Linked DNA regions of Homo sapiens: region 2 is linked to region 1. Evidence: chromatin loops called from intact Hi-C (ENCODE). Cell type or tissue: Caco-2. All regions are shown on one strand. Links, peaks and the distances in the headings refer to the core of each region. The heading gives the core; the rest is flanking DNA.

Region 1 (4,635 bases), core at 1,460-3,959:
CTTTGAATATGGCATGGCAGCATGATTTGTATTGGAGTGAATGTTAACTGTTGACATTTTTAATGTTCACATATTTGGGATGATCCTTAAATATTCATATTGTACCTTAAAATCTAATTATAGGTAAAGTTACCACAAATCTAAGTTCTTCTTGAACCCTTTACTTCTCCTGTCCAATTTATTCCCTCTGTCTGGAATGCCCTTACATCCTCCCCCTTTCTCTGCCTGTTGAAGTCCTTTAAGACCCAGCTAAAGTAACACCATCTCTAAAGACTTCCAGATTTCCTCATTCAGAATTCATCTTTTGCTTCTCCATAATGCTCTTTCTATGTGCATTCCTTTTATTAAGGGCCCTTTTAAAGTCTAATTTGTATTGAGGCATATGACTGTATATTTCTAACTGGATTGCGAACTGCTATAAACAAGAGACATGTTTTATTAATCACTGCACCCTCCATTAGGCACAGTGCCTGATGGTACTTAAGGAAATGCTTCTTGTTTAACTGTTTGATGAATATCGAGTTGATATCAGATGCCCTAAGTATGATTGTAGGATCTGATAGCGATATAAACACAAACTACATATTATCCATGGAATCCTTACTTGGCAGTTTATTAGCATATGTAAATCATAATGGTCAAGGTAAATTAAAGAAATCATTGTATGACATTTTAAAATGTTTTGTTATTATTTATATGAGATGATACACTTTCAGCCAGTAATATTGAGTCTCATTCACTCATAATGAGCTCTTTGAGGCACCCAGAAAGCTTAACTGCACTGAGTTCTTTCGAATTCGGTTGTCCTCCCTTATCTGCAGTTTCCCTTTCTGTGGTTTCAGCTACCCACAGTCAACTGCAATCTGAAAATGTTAAATGTAAAATTCTAGAAAAAAAACATTTTGTATGTTTTAAATTGTGGGTTGTTCTGAGAAGTGATGAAATCTGAAGCAGTCCAGCTCCATCCCACTGAGGATAGGAATCATCTCTTCATCTGGCATATACCTACTGTGTACACTGTCTGCACATTAGCCATTTAGTAGCCGTCTCAGTCATCAGATTGACTGTCATGGTATCACAGTGCTTGTGTTCAAATGATCTTTATTTTATTTAATAATGGCCCCAAAGTGCAAGAGTGGTGATGCCGGAGTGTTATTATAATTGTTTTATGTTATGATTAATTGTTTTTAATCTCTTACTGTGTCCAATTTATGAATTAAACTTTATCATAGGTAGGCGGGTATAGGAAAAATGTATATGGTTCAGACTGTCTGCAGTTTTGGGCATCCACTGGGGGCCTTGGAATTGTCCCCAGTGGATAAGGAGAGACTACTCTATTTTGTTATATATAAAAGTATTTTTAGTAAGTCTTAGCAAGTAATAGCTGTTAATAATGAATGTTGCATTTCATAGCTTCTGTTTTTAGACATTTTAAAGTGGTACTCGACTGGGATTTCTTTTACTTTTTCTTTTTTAGAGCCTATTTTCAGGAAGCCTGACTTCTCAATAATTAAGAATATCATGTTTTATTACTTACCTCTTAATATACAGAATCACTTTCATTCTATAAAACTCTGAGTAGATTTATTTTTAAAATAGCTCATATTTATATAACACTGTAGAGATTCAGATGCACTTTTATATGCATCATCCAAGGTGATCCTCAGGAGAATGCTGTGAGGTAGGCTGGATTTCTTCTCATTTTAACAGACGAATAAACAGACTGAGACTCTACTTACCTAAGGCCACTTATGCCAGGTAAGTGAGGCAATGGGTATAGAACCCAGGAATTATGACTCCAGTGGTAGTCAGTATTCATTCTGCTACTATTTTGTGCTCCCTCTAAGGTGCAAGATATAACCTATTCATGCAATAGATATGCCTTGTGCACTTTCATGTGCCAAATGCTATATGTTCTAGGTATTTAGGGTGCATCAGTAAACAAAGCCAACAAAAAATGAAGTCCTTGTTGAGATTAAATTTGTGTTTGGGAGAAAAACAAATAAGTAAAATGTATAATCTATTTGAAGATAATGAGAGCAATGGAGGAAAATGAATCAGGAAAGAAGGTTCAAGCATTTGTGGAGGGTTGCAATTGTATGTAGGATAATTAGACCTCATTAAAAAACTGTTGCTTGAACAAAGACTTAAAGAAGATAAGGAGCAAGGCTTATGGATATCCAAGGGATATGAGCAGAGGAAATAATGACTATAAAGGACCTGAGAGAAAAAAGTTTTCTTGGCATGTTTGAAGGACAGAATGGAAGCCAGTTAGCCTGTACTGTGGTGAGAAAGGAGTAAACAGTGGGATATAAGGTCAAAAGGTGTAGTCTTGGAATTCACTGTAAGCGTAAGAGTTAAAGAAAGAGAAAAGAAACATGAACTGTGGCTCGGCAGTAAAGACAGGTTTACTTTAGATAAAACCTGAGACGGACTTCTGGCCAATTTTGGTCAGGAGTGCTTTCTCTTACAGACTAAGAGTATATATTGGTTTTAGGGTGAGGGGGCTTAACAGAAGCTTGGAATGTTTCTGTGTGAGGAAGAAGTTTTACGGTGGGGTTGGAATGTCTCTGGGAGGAGGCAAGTTTATCTTTGGGCAGACATCTTTCCGGCCTGCGGGGCATTATCTCAAGGCTGGCATCTTCCTGGCTGGAGGGAGGTTATCTTGGGGCCGGCATGTCTTTTGTCTGGGTGGAGTTTGGAATGTTTCTGTCTGGAGATGTTATTTGTGGTTTATGGTCATGCTGACCTTAGCCATCAGGCTGATGCCCTTTGGATTTAGACAGCTTTTTTTTTTTATTAAGGTGAACTTTAGAATGAGGGGCTTGTCTAAGATAGCAATGCTCCTCCTCTGTCAGTAAGGACTTTCATTTCTGCTCTGAATGTGATAGGAAGCCAGTGGAGGATTTTGAATAGAAGAGTAATATGATCTAACTTACAGTTTAAGAGGTTTGCTCTTGTTTTCATCTTACATGTCAAGAATAGATTACAGAGGTGGGGGTGGAGATGATGCAGAAGTGTAGAATAGGAGAAGAGACCAGTGAAAAGTCTTGCAACAACCCAAGCATTGGGAATTGCATGAGTTAGCTAGGGCTGCCATAACAAAGCACCAAAACAAACAGCAATTTATCGACTCACAAATCTAGAGCCTTAAAGCCTGAAATCAAGACTTCAGCAGGGCCATAGTCTCTCTGACAGCTCTAGAGAAGAATCCTTCCTTGTCTCTTTTAGCTTCTGTTGTTTGTTGGCAATCTTTTGAGTTCCTGGGCTGGTAGAGGGATCACTCCAGCCACCTGGCTATTTCCCCACTATGTGTCTTCATGTCATCTTCCCACTGTTCCTATCTGTCTCTTTTTATAAAGGACATCAGTCATATTGGATTAGGGTCCATCCTAATAACCATTTTTTTGTAAACTCAATTAACCCTGTAAAGACCTTACCTCCAAATGAAGTGACATTGAAGATGCTGGGTATCAGGACTTCAACGTATCTTTGTTGGAGGACACAATTTGGAGGACACTGTTATGGAGGATTCATAACAGTGGCATTGGCCAGAGTGGTATCGGTGAGAAGTGGATGGATTGTGGATGTATTTTGAAGGTGGAGTACCGCCTATTATAAATTCCAATAAGTACTAGATATGATTATTTTTGTTGTTAAAATTATTATCCTGATCCCAGTAGTAGCAGTACTTATCTGAATGATAACAAGCCCATGTTTGCTTAGGTATTGTGTGAAGAAGACAGTAACAGTGAAATTGAAGAATCTCAGGCATCTAATCCATATGTTCAGTTCAAGGGGTTTCTAGGGTATCTCACATGTTCCTGAATAGCCTTGCCTTGCTGTTCCCCACTGCCTGCTTTGCCCTATAACCAGGGCTACTATCACTCTTGAGCCCAAGTGAGTCCCTTCCTGATGACAGCTACAGCTTCAGCATTCTTGTCACCCCCTTATATCATCAACATTGGTTTGATTATATCTACTCTTCCTTTTGACTCTTGTGCTACAAAATCCTCCTCCCACTTTCAAACTGAATATCATTAAGCTTTATTTCCTGCAAGAGCTCTGATAGGGTGTCAGGTATAAGGATTGTACATCAGCTCTAACACATGGAGACAGATATGACATCTTCCTCCATTTTAAGGCATATATATCTAGGCTTGCCTGCTCCAAGGACTTGTCTGCACTTGTCTTGACTTCAAATGAGTACATAGTGCAAGACTTTACTGGCACTGTCCTATAATATATCAGAATACGAATTTTTTCATGGATTTTTGAAATGTTTCAACGTATATATTTCTAAATGATGACATTGAGGTTAAAGCATAACAAGGGTTTATTATTAATAATAATTACTTTTAATTATAAAAATTGATGTTAAGTTTTGGCTATGATTCAAGTTACTGTGCTATGCAGTTGTGAAAAAAGGACCAAGTCACGTTCCCTGCCTTAGAGCACTTAAAGTTTGGTGAGGAGGAGAGAGATGCTAATAGGTAATTTCAATATAAAATTTTAAATTCTTTGAGAGATTATATGGTGTTCTAGGAGCCCATTTGTGGACACTTATGAGCAGGAGGCTAGTGGAGAAGGCATAATGCTAGTGTATGTGGGGATTGGGTAAATAGGGGCAAGAGG
Region 2 (4,635 bases), core at 848-3,347, 73 kb after region 1:
ATAATTAACTCTTAAAGGAACTTAGGTAGGAGTTCAACAGACAAGTCTGAAGGGATTCTAGATGAAAGAAACAGCATGAGCAAAAACAGAAATGGGAAAAGCCTGAACTTGCACGTGTAGCAGCAGTCTGAACTGGAGACAGGCAGGAGCGGGGTTGATGTTAGAAGCATTGAGGAAGCAAAATCTAAAGGGAATTGACTACAGCTGTATGTGGGTGTGTGGCAGAGAGGAGGCTGGCTTTGCTTTCAAGTCCAGCTGACACTAAATACATTTGGAGTTTGACTGTGATAATAGCCTCATCTTTCTATAAGTATTAAAACTGTTTTCTCTGGAAGTCTCACCCATGTAGAGTTCGGCTCTCTTGTAGCTCTCATGCATTAGTGAAAATGCAGCTCCTATTTCCGTCCTTGGGTTATTTGCTGAAAGCACCCATGTGATGATTGTCTTATTACTGGAATTGCCCAAGTAAAATTTTCAGGAATGGAGAAAGCGTATTTGAAAATTTTAGTCTGCTTTTCTTTTGAAATGTGAAGCATGATTTTCTTGGGTGAGACTAGAAATCAAAGGCCCTTTAATTGATTGCTTTCCATCAGAAATAAGAAGCGTCACGATCTTGTTGTTTTAGTGAAGGATAAAACATTACCCTTAGGCAAGAAACTACAGGAAAAAAGGAAAATAAACATTATAGTTATGTTACAGGTAAAGAAACAAGGTAAACCACATTAAGGAGTATCCCTTCTTATCCAGGCGGCATTTAGTGTTAAGTGCTGGAATCTGTTAATCCAATAATAAGATTTAGGAAGAAGAATCTAATATCTTATATTTAAATAGTAATCTTTCTCCCCATGGACATTACATATATTTTTGAAATTTGTATTTTAAAAAATCTACCTGCAAATACTTTATGTTCAACATGCTTTTTTGATCCCTGAGAAATTTTTTTAAATATTTTGTTTCAGTGACATTTCTTCCAGGATTCAATTCCTTTTCTTGAAGAGTTTGGAATGAACCAATTACACATGGGTATTCTGGCGAAGAGTGGTAGGAATCTTTCATATCAGTCACCTGGCCTCCTTCATTTCAATTTAAAAATACTTCTGTTACCTTATTTGGCAGCTTGTCTCTGTATTTCTTCAGCTTGCATAAAGCAGTAAATTTTGCTCTAGGAGAAAAATTGAGAAGAGATTATTACTGAATTTGAGAAGAGATTGTTACTGAAGTCTGCCTATTTTAGGTCCTAAATTTCATATGAAACAAGACATTTGATTGTTTCACCCTTAGTACGTTCACAGTTAAACGTCTCAGGAACTCACTAAGAACACGTACTAGAAACAAGATAGCAAATAATCCACACAGAATGCAGACAGTTAATCTCCAAAGCTTTCAGCTGCCACAAAAGTGAACTAAAAATATCAGTAATATTTCTAATTCTGATGATAATTAAAGTGCATTCTTTACCCCACAGGGTAAAGAGACCTACCTAAGTTTAAACTATAAATGTCACTGTTTAATTATTTATTTACTTATTTTATTTTATTTTTTTATTTTTTTTTGAGATGGAGTCTTGCTCTGTCACCCAGGCTGGAGTGCAGTGGCATGATCTCGGCTCACTGCAACCTCCGCCTCTCGGGTTCAAGCGATTCTCCTGCCCCAGCCTCCTGAGTAGCTGGGACTACAGGCACCCACCACCACACCTGGCTAAGTTTTGTATTTTTAGTAGAGATGGGGTTTCACCACGTTGGCCAGGCTGGTCTCAAACTCCTGACCTTGTGATCCACCCGCCTCGGCCTCCTGAAGTGCTGGGATTACAGGCGTGAGCCACCACGCCCGGCCTAGTTTAAAATTCTAAAACACATTAGAAGTTTCCATTTTTATGATTTTAAACTTACTTAGCCTTCACAACACAAGCTAGCTAAGGCATGGCAGATATTCTTATTTTGATGTGTGTGAAAATTGATCTCGTCAATGGCTAGGGGTAGATCCAACAGCATGTAAGTGACAAAACCAGAACTCAAATCCTGATGGTCTTCTGACTTCAATTGGGCATGGTGCCAAGAGTAAAGGATATAAATTACCTCCCTATTTTTATACAAAAATTCAAAATAAGGCTGTCACTAAAGTAAACAGGCACAAGTATGCTGCAGCAATACATTTTAAAAATGTATTTTAACTTTTATAAAATACATACTGTGATACCCTAACTTGTATTAGCTTGATTGACTCTTAGCTGAAAAAGCCAGACAGATTCCATTTGGCTCCTTCATTTGCAAGACATTAAGATCTCCTTACCCACCCCCTTCCTCAAGGACTTAACTTGTGCAAGCTGACTCTCAGCACATCAAAGAGTGCAATTAACTGATAAGGTACTGCGGCAAGCTGTGTCCACAGTTCCCAGGAATTCGCTCGGGTGATAGTATAATAAAGCCCCCGCGTTTGTGTCCGGAGCCCCCACACCTATCACCTTGTGATGAATTTAAAGCCCCTGCACCTGGAACTTTGTTTTCCTGTAACCATTTGTCTTTTCCATTTTTTTTTTGCCTGTTTTACTTCTGTAAGATTGCTTCAGCTCAGTTCCTCCTGCCCTCTCTAAATGAAAGTATAAGAGAAAATCTAGCCCTTTCTTTGTGGCCGAGAGAATTTCAAGTATTAGCCATCTCTCAGTCGCCGGCTAATAAAGGACTCCTGAATTAGTCTCAAAGTGTGGCGTTTCTCTATAACTCGCTTGGTTACAAGAATACCATCTGAGAATATTTGACAAAGATGGTATATAGTACTTATGTACTACATGTTATTTTGAAATCTGTGTACATTGTGAAATGGCTAAATTGAACTAATGTTCATTACTTCAAATTTTTGTGGTGAGAACAAAATCTACTCAGGAATTTTCAAAAATATGATACATTATAATTAACCATAGTCCCCATGCTATGGTTAATTGATCTCTAGAACTCATTCTTCCTAACTGAAATTTTGTGTGATTTGACGAACATCTCCCCAACACCCACTCACACTCCAGCCTCGGGTAACCACTGTTCTCCTCTCTACTTCTGAATTCAATTACAGATTCCACATGTGAGTGAGATCATATATGTCTTTCTGTACCTGTTTTATTTCACTTAATGTATTGCCTGCCAGGTTAACCCATGCTGTCTCAAATGACAGAATGTCCTTCATTTTTAAGGTTAAAAAAAGTCATATATAACTCTTCTAGGCCAGGTGACTGATATAAAGGATTCTATCACTCTTCACCAGAATACACATGTGTGACTGGTTCATTCCAAACTCTCAGGCTCATATACATTTTCTTGATCCATTCACCTGCTGATGGACACTTATGTTGACTCTATATCTTGCCTATTGTGAAGAATGCTTCAGTGAAATGGAAGGGCAGGTACCTCTTTGACATACTGATTTCATTTCCTTTGGTTGTATACCCAGTAGTGGGATTGCTAGGCCATATTGCAGTTATATTTTTATTTTTTTGAGGGCCCTCTACAACAGTAGTAAAGGCCATTCTGATTAGGTCAACCTTGTGCAAAGGTTCCCTTTTCTCCACATCCTCACCAGTACTTAGTATCTTTTGTCTTTTTGAGAAGAGTCATTCTAACAGGAAGGAAGTGATATCTCATTGTGGTTTTAATTTGCATTTTTCTGGGATTAGTGATGAGCATTTATTCATATGCCTGTTGGACCTTTGTATGTCATCTTTTGAGAAATGTCTAGTTTTGATCCTTTGCCCATTTAAAAATTGAGTTGTTTCCTTACATTGAGTTTCTTATATATTTCGAATATTAACACCTTATCAAGTATATGATTTGCAAATATTTTCTCCCATTCTATAGGTTTTCTTTACTCTGATTCTTTCCTTGGCTATGCAGAGGCTTTTTAGTTTGTAGTCCCACCCATCTATTTTTGCTACCTGTGCTTTTGGGTTCACCTTGAAAATATCATTGCCCAGACCAATGTCACGGAGATTTTCCAGTATGGTTACTTCTAGTAGTTTTATCGTTTCAGGTCTTGCTTATAAGTCTTTAATCCATTTTGAGTTGACTTTTTACATGGTATAAGATAAAAATCAATTTCATTCTTCTGTATATGGAAATCTAGTTGTCCCACATCATTTAATGACACTATTCTTTCTCCACGGTGTGTTCCTGGAAGCTGTTGGGTCAATTGACAGTAAAAGTGTGGATTTATTTCTGAGCTCTCTATTCTGTTCCATTGGTCTGCATGCCTGTTTTTATGCCAGTTCCATGCTGTTTTCATTAGCATAGTTTTGTAGTAAATTTTGAAGTCAGGTAGTGTGGTATCTCCAGCTTTGTTCTTTTGCTCAAGATTGTTCTGGCTATTTGGGGTCTCTTGTGGTTCCATACAAAGTTTAGAATTTTTTTTTATTTTGGTGGAAAGCATCTTTGGCATTTTCACAGGGATTGCATTGAATCTGTAGATTTCTTTTGGGTAAGTATAGGCATCATAATATTAATATTCTTCCAATCCATGACCATGGAATGCATTTTCATTTATTTGTGTGTTCTTCAATTTCTTTCATCGGTGTTTTATCGTTTTCAGTCTATAGATTTTTCACCTCCTTGGCTGAAATTGTCCCTAAGTATTTTAGTTAATTTTAGTGGCTAG

What was found. Peaks named below come from ENCODE experiments on the same cell type or tissue, not always from the same donor. Only the 100,000 strongest peaks of a DNase experiment are listed, where the experiment ranks them.
Region 2: a loop joins it to region 1, with 10 times the contacts of the local background. A loop is called at or near these places in 1 of 110 quality-filtered maps.

The regions. Positions count from the first base shown.
Region 1 is chr14:62,734,563-62,739,197 of GRCh38, reverse strand. The region is part of intron 10 of KCNH5 (potassium voltage-gated channel subfamily H member 5); the gene reads left to right. Among named protein-coding and RNA genes, the nearest start is that of KCNH5, 310 kb to the left of the region's middle. In Caco-2, for the core only: no CTCF peak of the experiment used is centred there; a DNase peak (open chromatin) is centred at 2,627.
Region 2 is chr14:62,660,989-62,665,623 of GRCh38, reverse strand. No RefSeq gene overlaps it. Among named protein-coding and RNA genes, the nearest start is that of KCNH5, 380 kb to the left of the region's middle. In Caco-2, for the core only: no CTCF peak of the experiment used is centred there; a DNase peak (open chromatin) is centred at 2,383.